Regions from separate parts of the Homo sapiens genome. Here region 2 is linked to region 1. Evidence: chromatin loops called from intact Hi-C (ENCODE). Cell type or tissue: adrenal gland. All regions are shown on one strand. Each heading gives the region's core, and the rest is flanking DNA. Links, peaks and the distances in the headings are about the cores only.

Evidence for each region. A loop is a pair of places that touch in the nucleus more often than their neighbours do. Peaks named below come from ENCODE experiments on the same cell type or tissue, not always from the same donor. Only the 100,000 strongest peaks of a DNase experiment are listed, where the experiment ranks them.
Region 2: a loop joins it to region 1, with 3 times the contacts of the local background. A loop is called at or near these places in 3 of 110 quality-filtered maps.

What each region holds. Positions count from the first base shown.
Region 1 is chr15:88,565,065-88,570,440 of GRCh38, reverse strand. No RefSeq gene overlaps it. Among named protein-coding and RNA genes, the nearest start is that of DET1, 21 kb to the right of the region's middle. RefSeq lists an enhancer at 1,512-2,011. In adrenal gland, for the core only: no CTCF peak of the experiment used is centred there; DNase peaks (open chromatin) are centred at 490, 2,450, 2,800, 3,170 and 1 weaker place.
Region 2 is chr15:88,612,641-88,618,016 of GRCh38, reverse strand. It overlaps a transcript of AEN not described here. Among named protein-coding and RNA genes, the nearest start is that of MIR3529, 3.4 kb to the right of the region's middle. RefSeq lists an enhancer at 4,299-4,983. In adrenal gland, for the core only: CTCF peaks have their summits at 3,114 and 3,313 (motif pointing right); a DNase peak (open chromatin) is centred at 3,320.

The sequences.
Region 1 (5,376 bases), core at 220-5,219:
TTTTTAAAGCTCCTCAGTTGAGCCCACTGGGCAGCCAAGGTTGGGAACCACTGCCCTAGGGTGCATTCTTCTTTCAGGCATGAAGACAGGGTGAGTTAGCCTGTTCCCTGCCTGCCACACTTAAGAGAAGCCTGCTGGCCAATAAGAGGGGGCTCCTTGGCTGCACTTACTGCTGTCCTTCCCCAGCCTTGCTCTCCTCCCCTGGAAGCATGGGCCAGTCTGTGGGCTCTCTCACCTTCCTGACTCCACTCTTCTTGCCTGTCCTCCCACTGCTCCTGGAATGATCTTCCTAAGAACCAACTCTAATCCTATCACACCCTCACTTTTCACTACCTGCAGAGCAAGTCCTAGCATAGAGACTCTTCTAAAGATTCCTACATCTTTCTTTCTAACCTAATTCCCTTCCTCATCCTTATATTCCAGTCAATCTGAAGACAAGGGCTCCCCTTGTTTTTGCTTGTGTCTCCTTCCCTCACCCCACAGCCCTAGCATTTAGGCAGGTGACCTTCGCAGGGAAGATGTTCACATAAAGACCTTACTGAGCTGGATTGAGTTGAGCAGAACACAATGTCTCTGGGCTGCAGAATGAAGGAAACATAATTTGTTTTCACTGACAACGGCCATGAATGACCTTGTTTTGAGGGAGAAGGGAAATAACAAGCAGCTTGAAAACAACATTTTTCTAAACCTACCATTTTTTGCTGTTATTCATGTTTTAAATTTTACATTTTTTTTAATTTTTAAATTTATTTTTTAAAGACAGGGTCTTGCTCTGTTACCCAGGCTAGAGTACAGTGGTGAGATCATAACTCGTCTCTACTAAAAAATACAAAAATTAGCCAGGCATGGTGGTGGGTACCCATAGTCCTAGCTACTCAGTAGGCTGGGGCAGGAGAATTGCTTGAACCCAGGAGGCAGAGGTTGCAGTGAGCCAAGATTGCGCCACTGCACTCCAGCCTAGGCAACGGAGTGAGACCGTCTCAAAGAAAAACAAACAAACAAACAAAGAAAAACAATTTGTTTAAACAAGCAACAAAAGAAACATCAGCCACAATCCCTTACCCAAGCATGACCATTTTGTACTATTTCATTTTGGGCATGGTTCTTCCCATATGTTCTTGTTGACATATTGTATTTATTTATTTATTGTTTTCAATTTTTATTTTAGGTTCAGGGATACATGTGCAGGTTCGTTATGTAGGTAAACTTGTGTCACAGGGCTGTATTGTACAGATTATTCCCTCTCCCAGGCACTAAGCATAGTACCTGATTGTTATTTTTCCTGATCCTCTCCCTCCTCTCACCCTGCACCTCCAAGTAGGCCCAAGTGTCTGCTGTTCCCCTCTTTGTGCCCATCGGTTCTCATTATTTAGCTCCCACTTATAAGTGAGAACATGCGGTTGGTTTTCTGTTCCTGCGTTAGTTTGCTGAGGATCGTGGCCTCCAACTCCATCCACGTTCTTGCAAAGGACACAGTCTTGTTCTTTTGGTATCTGTCCAGTTTGGGTTCTACTCTGGCACTTATTTCATCATAAACTTATAAAATATTATGCCTTGGTTTTCATCACCATTGGCTTTGGCTGCTGCTTAATGTCCCCTGAGGGCCTTCGTGGAGTTTCTGAGCTATTCCTCGCTGTGGGACATGTTAATTGCGATGGCATGACACTGTAATTCCTTTCAGTGTAATAGTCCTTCCCCTAAGCGTAATAGTGTAATAGTCCTAAGCATTGACACTGTAATTCCTTTCAGTGTAATAGTCCTTCCCCCCAAAGTTGCTTTTCTTTTCTTTTCTTCTTTTCGTTTCTCTCTTTTATTAGAAAATAAACTTGCTCTTTAATGGGGAATGGGAGAGAGGGCTGTCTGCGCAGGAATGAGGGTAGGGTGTCTGTGGGCTGAGTCAGCTTTGGGCTCCTGGTTCTGATTATGCAGCTCATGTATGGTGTCCTTGCTATCAGGCAACGTGGCCGCTCCATAACCCACAGTGCCCAGGGCATAGCACCTGGAGGATACCAGCAAGTAGGCGGGCAGTCACCACAGGACCTCCCAGCAGGACAAGGGCAGCTCCAGGCCCAGGGCTCCCATGGTCAGGGCCAACCAGGTAGAGCCCAGGATCACCAGTTCCCAAAGCCATTGTGCTAATTTCATCATGGTCACTCTTCGCACCGCATCTCCTCAGGTTGCTTTTCTATCTCATCAGCAACCTTCTTCAAAACCTGCCTCCCTAATCTGTCATGAGATTAGAGTAAGAAATTTTAAAAAAATAGAAAAGAAAGAAAATCTTGCCTCTGAAGTGCAATGCATCTTCCAGAAGGTGCTTGTGCTTTCTCAGCTACCATCCCCTCCTACTGACTCCTCTCCCCAGAGCCATGCATCAGGCCCCACTAAAGACCCCTTCTTCTTAAAGACTTTCCCAAACTGAGGAGCACCTGGGCTGGGCTGTCACCTGCTGTATGCGTCCACGTGGCCTTGTGCTTCCTAACCAGCACTTTCCACATTTCATTCTGTTTCATGGTGTGAATTACTCACCACTGTATCCTCAGCAAGTGAAAGGAAGGACACAGGGGGACAGGGAAGGAGGGCATGCCCTAGCTCCTCCTAGGGCCTCTGGTGGCCTGTGGCCTGCAGGTGAAAGGGAGGTCAGTCCTATGGTAGTCATCCCCATTAGCCTTCTGCCCTTACAGCAGGTCCAAGCTCTACCATTCTTGGGCTTCCAGACCCCAGCACAGTGTGGTGTCTCGGGGGAAAGCTTGTGTCTCATAGGTGGGCAAGCTACCCCCACTCCTCTGGCTGCTCCAGCTGCCCCCATTACAGGGCATCGCTGGTTGGGGCCAGGAAGGACTGTTTGTTCAATTCTAACAACACAGGGGCTATTACCAGTGGCGCTGGAGGGGAGGAACAGCTGTTCCATCTCCCAAGCTAGTTCCAGCCCCCCTTACCTGATCGCCTCCCTAGGTTTTATCGAATCTCCGTGTCTTGCAATTACCTCTAATTTCATTGCCTTCATTGCGAAGAAGAGCGCTTTTCCCTGCAGCTAAGATTTTCTTATATTCCCTGGGCTTTGCCTCTTCAGCCCCCAGCCTCTTCTTTACACTCCCAGCGAACGACATGAGCAGTCATTTTCTGGGACTGGAGCTCTGCCTGCACCCCTGCCCTGGCCACTCACACCTCAGCCGTGCTCCCCTGTCCTGCCCCTGAGAGCAGAAACCAGAGAGTGGAGGCCCTATGGCAACCCAGGGGCCTCCAGTTTAAGGAAAATGCTTCACAGGGCTTTGCTCTATGGTCCAAGCAGCTACTCCCTCTGGAAAGAAGGTTTTGATGTGCTTCCTCCTTCTCGTTCCTCTCCAAAGACCCTCCTCCAACCCCATATCTCAGGCAGATCTAGGAGGTAAGGACCAGGTTTCAGGACTGGCTTATTTCATTCATCCAACAAATACTTGTTAGGTCTTTAATATGTGCTAGCACTAGACAATCAAAAACTACTTATTTAACACAGATTTTATTCTCAGCACAGTGTCTGATACTCATCCCCTTCCCTGAGAATGAATAGGTACCAGAGGCAGTGGGAAGAGAGTATCTGAGAAAGACTGAAGGCTGCAGGGTCACCAAAGATAAAGAAAAGACCCTCCTGGTTAGTGAGCATTTAGTCGAGGGCATGAGGGGAAGGTATGTCTTCAAACAGTGGTGCTCAAAGCTGCAGTGTGCTATGATAGGGTATAGCTGCAGACACGGTACCTGCCTTTGAGAAGTTTCAAAACTAGGGCTGGGCACAGTGGCTCCCTCCTGTAATCCTGGCACTTTGGGAGGCCGAGGCAGGCAGATCGCCTGAGCTCAGGAGTTTGAGACCAGCCTGGGCAACATGGCAAAACCCTATCTCTACTGAAAAAATCAAAAAATTAGCCAGGCGTGGTGGTGCGTGCCTGTGGTCCCAGCTACTCGGGAGGCTGAGGCAGGGGAATCGCTTGAGCCTAGGAGGCAGAGATTGCAGTGACCTGAGATCATGCCATTGCACTCCAATCTGGGCAACAGAGTTTCAAAACTACCTGGGCATAGAAGCAATCATGCATTGAATACCTAATCAGGTCCCGCACTGATGGAGGTAATAGTCATCCTTGCTTTAGAGATAAGAGAAATGGGCCTCAGAGGCTCTCTCCCTTTCTCCTGCTGTAGCCCACCTGACTCTCTGTGCTTCAGGAATGCCAAACTGTGCTTTGTTCTCTGCAGATACTATGCTGTTTTACATCTCACTACCTTTTCCTGTGCAGTTCCTATTGCCTGGAACACCATTCCTTCAGCATCTTCTATAGCATCTATTCTGGGAGTGCTAGGTTAAGTGCCCATCCAACTGTTGGTGAGGATCTCTCAACTAGACTGCAGGCTTCTCTGAGGCAGGAATCGTGACTTTGTCACACTGGTCCTGCCACACTTGGCCCAGTGCCTGCTGCAGAGTCAGGGTTCTCAAATTATTGGCTGAAGACAATAAATATGTACAGTCACCTGTCTTAAGCAGCACAGCTAGCATGAGGCAAAATAGGCTTTGAACCATGGTTGCCCCTCACATAAGGCACCTTTGTGTGCATTAGGAAAAGACTCCCCCTCTGAGTGGGTGCACTGCAAAAAGGCAAGTCTTCTGGGAAGACCAGCTGGGAAAAGGCACTCCTTCCTTGGCTGATGCAGCCCTGGGCCAGGTCTTGGGGCTTGGCTGAGCCAGCGAGTAGATTTCAGCCCTGACTCATGCTTCTTGGGCATGATGACCCAGCTCAGGTATAGCCTGTTTGAACCCAAGTCAGCCTGATACTGAAACCCACACTTTTCTTTGCCATGTGAACAAGAGCAATGTGCCCTCAAAATATTTTCAAGCCAAGAGAAAGCTGTGTGTGTGTGTGTGTGTGTGTGTGTGTGTGTGTGTGTGTGTGTGTGAGAGAGAGAGAGAGAGAGAGAGAGATTGATTTTTGGCAAGAGATTTTGCTATTTTTGGTAAAACAGCAAAAGCCCCAAACAGCCGGTGCCATGTTCCTATGAGCTCAATCCACAAGTTATTCTTTTCCCCCAAATCAAGCAGAACAATACTCATCCCTTTGCCTGAGCACAAATAGGTGCCAGAGGCAGTGGGAAGAGAGTATCTGGGAAAGACTGAAGGCTGCAGGGTCACCAAAGATAAAGAAAAGCCCCTCCTGGGCAGTAAGCATTTAGTCGAGGGCATGAGGGGAAGGTATGTCTTCAAACGCTGGAGTTCAAGACAGCAGTGCACTATGATCATGCCTGTGAATAGCTACAGCACTCCAGCCCGGGCAATATAGTGAGAACATGCCTGACTCTAAAAAATTTGGATTTGAAATCCGAAGGCTGCGGAAATGCAAGCAGAAACTGAGCATGTTT
Region 2 (5,376 bases), core at 204-5,203, 48 kb before region 1:
CGAGAGTGACAGGGTGGGGCAGTAGATCAGAGATTGCTTTATCCTGAGGCCAGCCTGTTCTCAAGGGGGCTGTTACAGAGGGATTTCATGCTGGTTTAGGCTGAGGGTGGGCCAAAATTCAGAGGCCTTGGGGAAGGACAAAAGCTTAACCAAAGTTTCATTAATGAGCATTTTTTTCCAGCTGATCAATGGGCCAAGCATTTCAGCTAGTCACTTATGAGGCAAATGGGAATTGGGGCTATCTGTATCCGGTCTAGTAACAGGGTATAGTGGGGAATCGCCATAGAGGGGAATCCATGAGTTTTATCTCAGTCATTGCAGTGAGCCATTTCCAGAACCCGAGAGACGGGGTTGAGGTGGGGTTAGGGGGTAAGGGGTTAATCATTGCTGTTCTCTAGGAGCACAGTGCTTAGGTAAAACTCAACATTGTCATAAATAGTTTTTTCATGTACTTTAAAAATGAAGGCCGGGCGCTGTGGCTCACGCCTGTAATTCCAACACTTTGGGAGGCCAAGGCGGGTGAATCACCTGAGGTCTCAAGTTTGAGACCAGCCTGGCCAACATGGTGAAATCCTGTCTCTACTAAAACACAAAAATTACCTAGGTATGGTCGTGGGCACCTATAATCCCAGCTACTCAGGAGGCTGAGGCATGAGAATCTCCTGCACCCCGGAGATAGAGGTTGCAGCGAGCCAAGATTGCACCACTGCCCTCCAGCCTGGGCAACAGTGCAAGACTCTGTCTCAATAAATAAATAAAGAAGCTAGGCAAGGTGGCACATGCCTGTAGTCCCAGCTACTTTGGAGGCTGAGGTGGGAGGATCACTTGAGAAGGGCAGGAGTTTGAGACCACAGTGCACTATGATTGTGTTACCCTCCAGCCTGGGCAACATAGTGAGACCCCACCTCTACAAAAAATAAATAAATGAAAATGAATAATATTTGTATCAAATCATTATGATATTTAGACTCCATTGCGTTCATTTAATGACGTCTTTTTAAGATGTCCATATTAACAGATGCTCTGTGACTTAACAATGAGGCCATGTCCGGATAAACCCACTATAATTCACAAGTTGAAAATGCACTTAATACATCTAACCTACCAAACGTCTATAGCTTAGCCTGACATACCTTAGATGTACTTACAACATTTACATTGGCCTACAGTTGGGCAAAATCATCTAACACAAATGTTATAATAAAGTACTGAACATGTCACATAATTTATTCACGACTGTACTGAAAATAAAAAACAGAATGTATGGACACTTGAAGTAAGGTTTCTACTAAATGTGTATTGCTTTTGCACTATTGTAAAGTTGAAAAATGTTAAATTGAGCCATTGTAGGTCAGGGACCATCTATACTTACATTTATCATAAAAAAATTGCTAAGTAAAAAAACTTGATGTCCCAGGTATTCAGTAAGGGTGGTCTCACACTGTCATCTTGACTGTGGATGGTAATACCCATACCCCTTCTTTCTTAGGGAAACCACTAAACTCACCCTCCAACTTCTGCTAGCTGTGTGACTTTTGGCAAGGCTCTTGACCTTGCTGAACCAAGTCAGCCCTTCCCTTCTACCCAGAGGCTGCCCCTGGATTGAATAAAAATATTCCCTCCTAGGCCAGGTGCGGTGGCTCACGCCTGTAATCCCAACACTTTGGGAAGCAGAGGCTGGTGGATCACAAGTTCAGAAGTTGAAGACCACCCTGACCAACACGGTGAAACTCCATCTCTACTAAAAATACAAAAATTAGACGGGCATGGTGACACTTGCCTGTAATCCTAGCTACTCAGAAGGCTGAGGAAGGAGAATCATTTGAACCCGGGAGGCAGAGGTTGCAGTGAGCCGAGATGGCGCCACTGCACTTCAGCCTGGATGACAGAGCAAGGCTCCATCTTGAAGAAAAAAAAACAAAAAACGCCTCCTTCCACAAAGACGAGGGCTCCTTTATAACAGAGCTTGTTTAGGCTGGGGCCTGGTGGGGAAAAACCCATGATCCAAGCTCTGACTTCAAGGACCCCATCATTTCCCCCTCCGCATTTTCAATCTGAAAACACTTGAGACAGGACTTGACCTGTTTTGCATTTACAAATCATTATGCTACAGTCAGAGTGCCATTCTGCCTGCCCTGTGTACTCATTCTGAGGACTTTTTGGGGGTACTGTGGGGATCCCCATGGTGCTGGGCCAGGTGCAGACTTGAAAGAGAGTGTTGATCTGCTCAATTTTTAGAGCAATTGTTCTCCACGTGTCGTCCTAGCCCAGCAGCATGGGCATTTACCTGGGAGTTTGTTGGACCTACTGAATCAGAAAATCAGGCTGTGGGGCCCAGAAAGTCAGGGGATGAGGCCCAGAAAGTCAAGGGGTAGGATTAAGAAAATTAGGGGGTGGGGCCCAGCATTTTAACAAGCTGATGAAATAGCTAATCCTGAGGCATGCCGAAGTTTAGGATCCATTGTGTTGGAGAGTATGAAGCTGACGACATTCCCAGTGCTAAATGTGAATAAGGTACTTGTTTTATGCACGCAGCTCCCCGCCTCTTAGCTCTCTTGATCCAGCAGCAGCTGGACTTTGGACCTACCAGGACACAGCCTGGCACCAAGACAATTAAGGTACCTTTGTACCCTCCCCCAACTCCTGAGAATGTCCGGGATTCTCAGGCCCAGGCTAAGTGTCACACGGCTAATTTTTTAATGGAAGACTGGAGGGATTTGATCGAGGGGAGTTTTATTCTCTGCCGTTCCTTGCTCCATTCTAGACTAGAGTTCCCTCACATATAAAATTAATCCTTCATTCAGTGGTCCCCAGCCTTGACTCAACATGCTGAACTTGAAAAAACACAGACGAGGCCGGGCGCGGTGGCTCACGCCTGTAATCCCAGCACTTTGGGAGGCCGAGGTGGGCGGATCACGAGGTCAGCAGATCGAGACCATCTGGCTAGCACAGTGAAACCCTTTCTCTACTAAAAATACAAAAAAATTTGGCCGGGCGTGGTGGCGGGCGCCTGTAGTCCCAGCTGTTCGGGAGGCTGAGGCGGTAGAATGGCGTGAACCCGAGATCGCGCCACTGCACTCCAGCCTGGGCGACAGAGCGAGACTCCATCTCACAAAACAAAACAAAACAACAACAACAACAACAACAAAAAAGCACCACAGACGCTTGGGTCACACCCCACCCCAAGATTCTGATTTAACTGGTCTGGGGTGGGGCCTGAACAGGAAGGTTTTTAAATCTCCCCAGGTGTTAGTAGTTTGTCGCTGAGACTGACAATTGCCGCTAAAGTGGAGTTACCTAAAGCTTCCAGCAGAGGACGCTGCCTCTCTGCTCATCCAGGGAAACGTGAGCCGGGAAACCTGACAGCTGCAGTTGCGATGGGTGGGGCTGGAAATCAGGCTGTTTCGTAAACCCGGTTGATGCAGTTAAGGCGACGGGCCAGATGCCGTGACCCTTGTATCGCCGAGGTTTTTGTGTTGAGACTCCAATAAAGTTACCTTAAAAAGTAGTAAGTTAGGGCCAGGCGCTGTGACTTACGCTGTAATTTCAGCATTTGGGGAAGCCAAGGTGGTAGGATCACCTGAGCCCAGGAGTTTAAGACCAGCCTGAGCAACACAGGGAGACTCCGTCTCTACAAAAAATACTGTAATTAGCCAGGGTGTGGTGGTGGGTGTCTGTAGTCTCATCTGATCGGGAGGCTGAGGGAGGAGAATTGCTTGAGCCCAGGAGGTTGGGGTTGCATTGAGCCGAGATCACACCACTGCACTCTAGACTGGGTGACAAAGCCAGACCCCATTTCAATAAATAAATAAATAAATAAAAACAGTAGTAAATTGTCTATTTTGCTGAGTGACCAAGAGATAAGTCACAACCTCTGCAGGCCCTGATTTCAGCATTTTTAAAGTGGGGAGGGACTTGGTCTATATTCATTCTTTCAATATATATTGAGTCCCCTGAAATGGGCAAGATACTGATCTGGAAGGGGAAGGATACATATTTAAATAGGATTAAATTCCTACATGATAGGGGAGACTAATAGAAAGATGGTGGTTTCCATTTTTTCCTATTTCAGGATGGCAGATTTGTGGGTGCACAAGGCTGGTGAAGAGGACAACCATGAAAACTATGAAAGAAAAGGCAGAAGAGACCAATATTGGGTATATACCCATGCTATTTTATATTATGACACTTCACTTGCCTACTTATCGTAATAACCTAGCAAGGTAGATGTGATCAATTCTGTTTCACAGTTGAGGAATCTGAGACTCAGAGATGTTAAGTGACTGACTCAAAGTCACACAGCTCGTAAGCAGTGGAGCCAAGATTGAAACTGGCACATGTTTGACTTCAGAGCCAGGACTCCCCCCACCACTTAACAAAGGCTGTCATATCCATCCCTCAAATCAGGAATGCACCCCACATCCCCCCCCGAGATGCTTGTTTCACTGAGACACAATCTCTCCCCGTTCCATCTCCAAACCAGCCCCAGAGGCTGAGGGCTGCCCAGGAGAGACTCAACTCCCCTCCTCTCCTGTTCTCCAGCTCTGCCCTTCCTGCCCAATCTGGGCTTCTCTCCCGCTGTGAAGGACAGATACCTGCTGAGTGACACCAATTTGCAGACTTCTGAAGTGTAAATGAGATTTCTAATAGGACTGGCTTCCCACTGGCTTCAGGCAGGGTTAGGAGTAAAGGGAAATTTAAGACTGGAAGTGCAGAAGAAGAGAGCCAGTTTGTAGGATAGGGAGCAGCAGAAGCAGAGGCAGCCAAAGTCTCTGGGTAGAAGTGAAGGGCTGACTTGGTTCAGAGAGGTCAAGTGCCTTGCCAGAGGTCACACAGCTAGCAACCGGAAGAGGTAGAATGAGCTCAGCTAATGGTTGCATTTTTAGCATTCCCTAAATGAGTACGATCCCCAACCCCCAACTTTAGTTTGTAATATGCTTTAGTCTCCTCTGCTGTATGGATGGAGGAGGGTGGGAATATACTTAGGAATAGGGAGGGCATTTGGATTTGTTGCTTGAAAATTAATCTCCACTGAAAGTGTCATCACTGTAACTTGGTGCTCACCTTAGGGCAAGGTACCCCCCAGGCAGAGGGATCCCAGGCAGAAAGGCTGGGAGGCCAGGCAAGGTGGCTGATGCCTATACTCCCAGCACTTTGGGAGACCGAGGTGGGCAGATCCCCTGACGTCACGAGTTCGAGACCAGCCTGACCAACATAGCAAACCCCTCTCTCTACCAAAAATACAAAAAATTAGCTGAGTTGGTGGCATTCACCTGTAATCCCAGCTAGTCGGGAGGCTGAGGCACAAGAATCACTTGAACCCAGGAGGTGGAGGTTGCAGTGAGTCAGGACTGTACCACTGCACTCCAGCCTGGG